Regions from separate parts of the Homo sapiens genome. Here region 1 is linked to region 2. A link is an interaction called in ENCODE POLR2A ChIA-PET data of the cell type or tissue named here. Cell type or tissue: A673. All regions are shown on one strand. Links, peaks and the distances in the headings refer to the core of each region. The heading gives the core; the rest is flanking DNA.

Evidence for each region. ChIA-PET counts read pairs that join two places held together with the same protein. Peaks named below come from ENCODE experiments on the same cell type or tissue, not always from the same donor. Only the 100,000 strongest peaks of a DNase experiment are listed, where the experiment ranks them.
Region 1: POLR2A ChIA-PET joins it to region 2 with 5 read pairs; 11 of 35 experiments call an interaction of 5 or more read pairs at or near these places.

What each region holds. Positions count from the first base shown.
Region 1 is chr2:191,199,698-191,204,097 of GRCh38, forward strand. It overlaps LOC105373804 (a long non-coding RNA gene), which reads left to right. Exons shown (of 4, transcript XR_923707.3): 2 at 431-494. Among named protein-coding and RNA genes, the nearest start is that of MYO1B, 44 kb to the right of the region's middle. In A673, for the core only: no CTCF peak of the experiment used is centred there; a DNase peak (open chromatin) is centred at 2,614.
Region 2 is chr2:191,252,498-191,256,897 of GRCh38, forward strand. All of the region lies in intron 1 of MYO1B (myosin IB), which reads left to right. Among named protein-coding and RNA genes, the nearest start is that of MYO1B-AS1, 8.5 kb to the left of the region's middle. RefSeq lists a silencer at 3,526-3,820. In A673, for the core only: no CTCF peak of the experiment used is centred there; no DNase peak of the experiment used is centred there.

The DNA of each region.
Region 1 (4,400 bases), core at 267-4,266, 53 kb before region 2:
CTTGAATTGTAGCTCCCATAATTCCCAAGTGTTGTGGGAGGAACCCAGTGGAAGATAATTGAATCATGAGGGTGATTTCCCCCATACTGTTCTTGTGGTAGTAAATAAGTCTCATGAGATCTGATGATTTTATAAAGGGTTTCCCCTTTCACCTGGCTCTCATTCTCTCTTGTATGCTGCCAGGTAAGCCTTCCGCCATCATTGTGAGGCCTCCCCAACCACGTGGAACTGTCGGTCCATTAAACCTCTTTTTCTTTATAAATTACCCAGTCTCAGGTATGTCTTTATCAGCAGCATGAAAACAGACTAATACACCTCCCCAGCGGGTCATCCAGAGCCAGCACCTGGAAATGGGGGAAGCAGGTGTGGTGGACTGAACCAACAGTGGACGGAACTTTGACCTCTGGACATGTGTTATAATGCTTTCTAGGTCCTGGTTCCTAGAGAGAGGTTAAGAGTTCTACAACTCCAGAAGAAATATAGCCCTCTCCCAGGTAAGCCATGTAGCACAGCTCCAGAGGGTGCAATTCCCACTGAAGTCTGTGAATGATGCCCATGGTGTTGTGCAGTGTGCATGCTGCATGACCATTCACAGTGACCCTGCCTCTCCCGGTGATTCCTAGTCCCAAAGGAATCAATCACTGTACTCACCATCTCTGGCAATAGGAGGAATGGAAACAGTGCTAATAATGACAAGGCCAAGATTTATTCAGGTGCTTATGCAAAGATACATTATTTTGCATACCGTTTTATTGCACATATTGGAAGTGACTTTCACGGATCTCCACTTTTCAGATTCCTTCCAGCTTTGCCAGGGGTAATTTGCCCAAGAAGCACAATTATTTATTCCAATTAAATGCTAATTTCACTCCCTTGAATCTAAATCTAAATCTCCTCTAGGAAAAAGAGGTTAATAATTCTTCTATTAACAAGGATGACTTGATCTAGTCTACAGTGGGCTCAAAATGTGCAAAATTATTTAAATTAGGGCGGGAAGCTAAAAAATATCCATGATGTCTTCAAAGCAACAAGATTTTTCCTTAATTATTTAAAATTTAGCAGTGGTGTGTACTATTATTGAGTCTCTAAACCAATGGTTCTTAAAGTGTGGTTCCTAAAATTGTATCATCAGCATCACCTGGGAACTTTGTTAGAAATAGAGTCTCAGGTCCTACCTAAGACCTGCTGAATCAGAAACTCTGGGAGTGGGCCCAGCAACCTGTGCTTTAACAAGACCTCCAGATGATTCTGATGCACATGCCAAGTTTGAGAAGCAGTGTTCTGGATCTAAGATAGTGATGCTAGTCTTGGCTGTATGTTAAGATCACTTGGAAAGTTCTTAATATGATGCCCAGGCCACAGCCCAGGCAAATCAGAATCTCTGGGGGTGGAGCCCAGATGTAATTTCCCCAGGTGATTGCAATGTGCATCCAAGGTTAACAACCATTGCTTTACAAGCAATAATTCTAAAAGTTAAGTGTGTGTGAAAAAGACTTGAGATACTTGTTAAGGATAAGACGTGCTCCTGGAGATTCTGATTCAGTAGATCAATGGTGAGGCTCAGGAATTCATATTTTTAGCCAGTAGTCCAGGTAATGCTGCTGCACAAGATGCATGGGCCACCCCACAAGGAACACAGTATACTTAAGAGCCAGACCGCTTAAATAGTCTTGAGGAAGGACTGTGCTTACTAGTGGGAAGTCAGAAACCGTAGCTCTGAGGAGTTAGGGTTGTATGTCAAGAGACTTTGACAGATGACTGCATGAACAAGGTAGGAAATGGAACTGTAGGTGCAGAAAGGTGATGAGGCTGTTTAATTGTGATGTACTTGTCAACCAGTACCTTTATTTGTCTTGGGAGCTCATGAGCTCTCTTTGTGAGAGAGACTGACCCAAATTACCCCTTCCATTGTATGGTTCTGTGCTGGACACCTTGGCTGGCACACCCTAACAAAGTGAATCCAAAAACAAGAAGCAAAGTAGTCACATGAAAATAACACAGATGGGTGGGGCATGGCAGCTCATGCCTGTAATCCCAACACTTTGGGAGGTCAAGGTGGGTGGATCACCTGAGGTCAGGAGTTCGAGACCAGCCCGGCTAACATGGTGAAACCCCCATCTCTACTCGATGATACAAAAATTAGTCAGGTGTAGTGGTGGGCGCCTGTAATTCCAGCTACTCGGGAGGCGGAGGCAAGAGAATCGCTTGAATCTGGGAGGCAGAGGCTGCAGTGAACTGAGATCATGCCACTGCACTCCAGCCTGGGTGATAGAGTGAGACTCCGTCTTGAAAATAAAAAATAATAATAAATAAATAAATAACACAGACTTTGGAGTCAAGCAATTTGAATTTGGATTTAGACTTGAATCTGCATGTCACCACTTGCTGTCCATGTGGCCTTGGAAAGTTACTCCTCTCTCTGACTCTGTTCTGATCTGTCAAACGAGAATATTGATAACTACCTTACAGAGTCATTATGAAGATTAACATGAAAAGCACTCAGCACCCAGTTGGCTCACAACAAAGGTTGATTGTTATTTTGAAGTGTTAAATGTCCCATCACCATTTATCAACCAGAGTCTGTGTTCTAATTTACTGTACCGGATGCTGTCCAGTAGTTGTGACATCTGGGAAATTCCTCCAGCTCCTCTGCATTGACTCACAGAATTCACAACAGGAACAGACATGAAAACTCACCATAATCTTTTAAACTAAGTAAAAACAACTAAGACTGGATAATGTAGGCAATGTTTTTTATCTACATAAGCACTGCACTCGATTAAGTCCTCTGAACTATTCTCCTAGCATCAGTTGAGCAAACTATACCCATAGCAATTTGGCTGGTAAAAAGTTAACTTGGGAAAAGAATCTTAAGTACCTTCCCAGCTGTGTTCTAATTGCATGTTTAGAAAGAGTATGCATACATTTTTTAGTGTGGTAACATCAAGGATAGATGTTGCTAAAGAGAATTTTAAGTGATTCATGCCCTGTTTTCTTATTCAGGAAAGCTTTTTCTAACTTTCTTCTGATAAGCCTACAGAAATAAAAGAGAATATGGCAGAGGAAGGCATTAAGAATTAAAGTCGGGAAAGTATTCAAGAAGTTACCCAGTTTATTTTTTGAGTTTCAGACAGAAGGGTCTAGCCTGACCCTCATAAGGATCAGATGAGGCAGATGGAGGCACCTCGTCTCTCAACCTAAATTCTTAGTGAAGTCCCTTATGGCTCAGCTGCAAGCCTCCTGCCACAGGACACGCACATTTCCTCTAGTGGGTTTGGGGGTGGAGAGCAGCTGGTATCACTCTCTTCATAATTACCCCGTATACTTAAAGAAGACAATTGAGTCATCCTTTATCCTCTTTTTTTCCAGGAAAACATCCAGTTCCTTAAAACTTACCTCATAGGTTCTGTTTTCCAACACTTTAATCATTGTGTCTTTTGTGTGCCCTGGCCAAGTCCCCTGCTTCCTCTTAGACCTGGACCTGGTCCCTGAACAAGGACCTGACTGTGCTGACAGGAATAGGAAAGCCCCCCTGTTTCCACACTCACTTGTAAGCCAAGAAAGTAGGGAACAGCCATCCCTGGCATTATTCCAGATGTGGGAAACTCTGCTGTCCACAGGGACAGGCAGGAGCATACACAGCATGGGTGAGGATCGTGTCAGAAGGAAGAATGTGCACAGCCTGGCCAAAGAGGCCGGCCCTGCTTGGTTACAGTGGTCTGCTGCCCTGAGGCACATTGTTGCCAGGTCTTCTGATTTTTCTAGAAAAGTTCAAAATCTGGACTTTAAAAGTATCTGCTTTTTTTTTTCCAATGTTGTCTACCCTCTCAAAAATATTTAAACAATCTGTGGGCAAATAAAACATGTCTGGAGGCTGAATCGGGTTCCTGGGCCTCTTAAGAAATTCTATTCTATGGCTGCATAGTATTCCATGGTGTATATGTGCCACATTTTCTTAATCCAGTCTATCATTGTTGGACATTTGGAATACTATGCAGCCATAAGAAATGATGAGTTCATGTCCTTTGTAGGTACATGGATGAAATTGGAAATCATCATTCTCAGTAAACTATCGCAAGAACAAAAAACCAAACACTGCATATTCTCACTCATAGGTGGGAATTGAACAATGAGATCACATGGACACAGGAAGGGGAATATCACACTCTGGGGACTGTTGTGGGGTGGGGGGAGGGGGGAGGGATAGCATTGGGAGATATACCTAATGCTAGATGATGAGTTAGTGGGTGCAGCGCACCAGCATGGCACATGTATACATATGTAACTAACCTGCACAATGTGCACATGTACCCTAAAACTTAAAGTATAATAAAAAAAAAAAAAAAGAAATTCTATTCTAGTTAATGTAGTATAAACAAAGGCCAGTCAGGTGTGGGTGG
Region 2 (4,400 bases), core at 120-4,119:
TTATCCTGCATTCACACAATTCACACTTTAAAGATAGAACTTGATTATATTGGTATTTTTATTTCAAATTTTCAATTTTTGGAATGGCAGAATGTTGCTATTGAAAAGTGTCTTAAAGGTCACCACTGTAACCCCTTCATTGTGCTTGAGACCTGCTCAGCTCCTAAATTTAACAGGGGACGGATCTGAGAAACTGACTCCAAGTTGTAACCTCTTGCTTAGTTTTCTTTCTAGGGAGATATCCGTCTCTCCAAACCTGTCGAAATCTAAATTTATTACCTCTTACCTAATACTTGGTCCCCTGTGGACTTCACTTCACTGTTTGTGCTAATAGCCTTTTCATCACCATCTTGACTTTGGATTCTAGAGCATCACCTACTTCCCCATTTTCTGTGACCCTTACATTCCTCCTGTCAGTCACTATGTCTGATTTATTGTTCTCCCCTATCTTTTGCCCTTTGCAAATCCTCAAGCCCTCATTCTGGTTCAGACCTTTAAAAGGCTGAGTTACTGGAGTATAGTGTTACCCAAAGTGAGTTGTTCCATAAAAAATTAGTAAGTTGGAAAAAAAAACAAAAAACAAAAAAATACCCTACCCATAAAGTTGGTAAATGTTCCTGTAAAAAGGGTTCCTTGGCCAGGTACATGTTAGAATAGCTGGTTAAGTTTCTTTGCAGAAAGACTTCTCCTGGCCTTCATTTGTGACTGTGTACTGTGAATTCCCAAGAGAAAGATACAGTATTCACTTGTCCCAACTTATGTCACCATTGTACCACGTTTTGGGGGGATCATTTCGTAGATAACACTGCTATAGTCACTTCACTGTAGCTTTTTAGGTTCTGTCACTGCCTGGCTTCCTGTGGGAATGTGCATTCCATGTGAGCCGTACTTGGTTCACTCTCAACTGTGTCTTGTGCTTTTACCTTGTTGTTCTGGATCGTTCCTTCCCCCCAGAAGCCCCTCTCCCCTATCACACTGGCACATCTTTCAGTGCCCAGCTTTGTGCCTGTCTTCTCTGTCAGTTTTCCCAGACTCAGGTTGCGCTTGTTCTTCTGAACTTAACTGTTTCACAACTTAAAAAAAAAAAAGAAAATATTTGAAGCACAATGAAATGTTGAAAGTAACCTTACACATTCATATGGTTAAATTATTGGAATTCCCACAAAATTCCATTTTCCATATTTGCGTCAGTTGACACATCACATGCACATCACATTCTCCTCTGTTTCCCCCCACAGGTTAGCTTGCACATATGTTCAACAAGCTTGTTGCTTGTGGGGCTTTTTTCTTTAATTTTGTGTTACTGAAATTGTGTTGCATTTAAATAGAAATTCAGGGAGAATTGACATCTTTATGGTTTAATGGCTTCCCATCCACAAACCTCATAAGCTTCTTTAATAGTTCTTTTATGTCCTTCAATGAAATTTTTATCATTTTGTATGTAAAACTCTTTCATACCGCTTGTTAGATTTGTGCCAAGGTGCTTCATGGTTTCTGTGGTCATTTTGAATGAATGATTTAGTACATTTCTGGTTAGTGTTGCTGGTGTACAAGAAAGGGATTGATTTTGTATTTGTTTATAAATAGTTCTTGATTGATCAAGTTCACATCTAAACCTGTGTTTGCTGTGGGAGCCTGCAGTTGGGTGGCTTTTCCAATACAGCATAAAATAACTTAGCCTTTATTGAAAATGTCATAATTCACTTTATTTTTATTTATTTATTTATTTTTTGAGACAGAGTTTCGCTCTTGCTGCCCAGGCTGGAGTGCAGTGGCATAATCTTGGCTCACTGCAACCTCCACCTCCCAGGTTCAAGCAATTCTCCTGCCTCAGCCTCCCGAGTAGCTGGGATTACAGGCATGCAACCACCACGCCTGGCTAATTTTGTATTTTTGGCAGAGATGGGGTTTCTCCATGTTGAGACTGATCTCGAACTCCTGACCTCAGGTGATCCACCCACCTTGGCCTCCCAAAGTGCTAGGATTACAGGCGTGAGCCACCGCGCCCGGCCTCTTTTTTTTTTTTAGAGACAAGTCTGGCTCTGTTGCATAGGCTGGAATGCAATGGCATGATCGTAGCTCGGTGCAGCCTCATACTCCTGGACTCAAATGAGCCTCCCACCTCAGCTTCCCAAGTAACTAGGACTATTGGTGTGCGCCTCCATGCCCAACTAATTTTTAAATTTTTTGTAGAGGTGATGTCTCATTGGTCCCAGGCTCCTGGCCTCAATCAGTTCTCCTGCCTTGGTTTCCCAAGTGCTGGGATTACAGGTGTAAGTCACCACACCTGACCTAATTTAAAAATTATATGCAGTACTTTTAGAAGTAAGGAAGGGGTGACTTTTAGTTATTTAATGTGTTCATTTATTAACTCATCAAATGTTTAGGTGCCTAGTATGTTTCAGGCACCGTACTAGGTACTGTGTTTTTGTTTTTGTTTTTGTTTTAGAGACAGGGTCTCTCTTTGTTGCTCAGGCCGGAGTACAGTGGTGTGAACATAGCTCACTGCAGGATCGAACTCCTGGGCACAAGTGATCCTCCTGTCTCCACCTCCCAAGCAGCTAGGACTACAGGCAGCATCTCCACACCCCACTCATTTTTTACATTTTTTTGTGGAGACGGGGTCTTTCTATGTTGCCCAGGCTGGTCTTGAACTCCTGGCCTCAAGTGATCCTCCCTCCTCAGCCTCTTGAAGTGTTAGGATTACAGGTATGAGGCACTACACCCATCCTGTACTGAATCTTTAATGTTGAACAAAACAGATGTGGTTTCTGCTCTCATGAATGTGAAGGGGAAGAGACATTGTGGAAATGGACACGGATAAATATGTATTCGTGGATTAGCATCGATACTGTGAAGGAAAAGGACAGGGGGCTGTGAGAAACAGAAAGGCGGAGAGAGGGAAATTTAGATTGGGGTACAAGGAGAGCCTGACTTAGGAAATAAACATTCACACAGCTGCCTGAAGGATGAGTTGGTGTTAAAGAATGAGGAGGATGGAAGAACTTTGTAGGCAATAAAAAGAGGCTCAGAAGCCCCAAGGTGGGACTCTACTCTGAATGACACAAAGATGGGAATTTTAGTGACTGATGACTTAAATCAAGTTATTAATTCTTAGTAAATTATCATAATAGTGGTATTTAACAGTGTTTTACACACTATTATGACAAAGTGAAGGTATTTATTTTTTATCAGTATATCCTCATCCTGCCAAGTGAAGCTGGCTAGATTCAGAGAGCTGCCTCTATGGTGAGGCTTGAATGGGGCCACTGCCCACACCCCTACCCCCTCTGCATTTTGAGTATTGCCACTGCTGCTGCCATTGGGTCCTGGCATCTGCTGGACACGAGCGTCCTGCTCAGCAATTTTCTCCTGAGCTCTGCACTAATAGACGGGGTCCTTTAAGGTCAGGTCAGGTCAGGTCGGAAGAAGACTGCTCTGCCCTTCCTGGGAGGGGTGGTGAGCAGGGCCTTCTATGTTTTTTCCAGTGTCTCAGCCTTCTCCACTCTCCCTCCTTCACTGTCTCTTAAACACACACTGAGGGCTCAGGCATGACAATGGGATGGGATCCAAACTGAGTTACACACCTGCCTAGAATCTGTGCTCTGTTTGGTCATTGAAGCATTGCTCTGGGGCAGGCATGACTGAGCTTAGTTGAGATAAGTCCTCTGTATAGTGAAAAGCTATGTGGTGCAGTGGTTATGGGCTGGGCTCTGGAGACAATACTGGTTTTTGAAACTTGACTCTTCTCCTTAGTAGCCCCCGGACCCTGGGCTTGTAGCTTAAACGGTCTGCCTCCATTTTCTCATCTGCGCAATGTGGGTAATTTTGCAGAGCTGCCTTCTTTGGGTTATAGTAAGGATTAAATGAATCAACACATGTGCAGCTCCTAGAACAGTGTCAGGCACAGAGCAAGCACTTGGTGTAGATGTTAGTTACTACTATTCAGCCTTTCCTGCAATGCTTTCCTGGGGTTCCTCCTCCCCCACACCAGATATTTAAATCTGTTTGAATCCTAGCAGTGCACATAATTTAGGATTTCATACGAGGGACCCCTTTGGAAAATATGGGGAGAAAGATGGCAAAAAAAGAAACCAAAATGTTAAGTGATTGTGTTACGATAATAGATTGGGGTGACTTTTACTTTTAACTCTCTATTTTCTAAATCTTCTATAACCTGGTTATGTTACCTCTGTACTAATAATATAATAAAATTATTTGAAGAAAGAAAAGTCAGGCTGGCGGTCTCCAGTTGGTTTGCTAAAAAGGGACAGGAGAGAGTGAGAAGCCAGGGGTAGGCCTGCTCTAGTGGCATTCACAGGTGAAGTACCTTCCCATTTGTGCTTATAGTTGCAGAAACTAGGTAACGGTGTTGAATAGTCTTTAGCAGAAGTATCCCC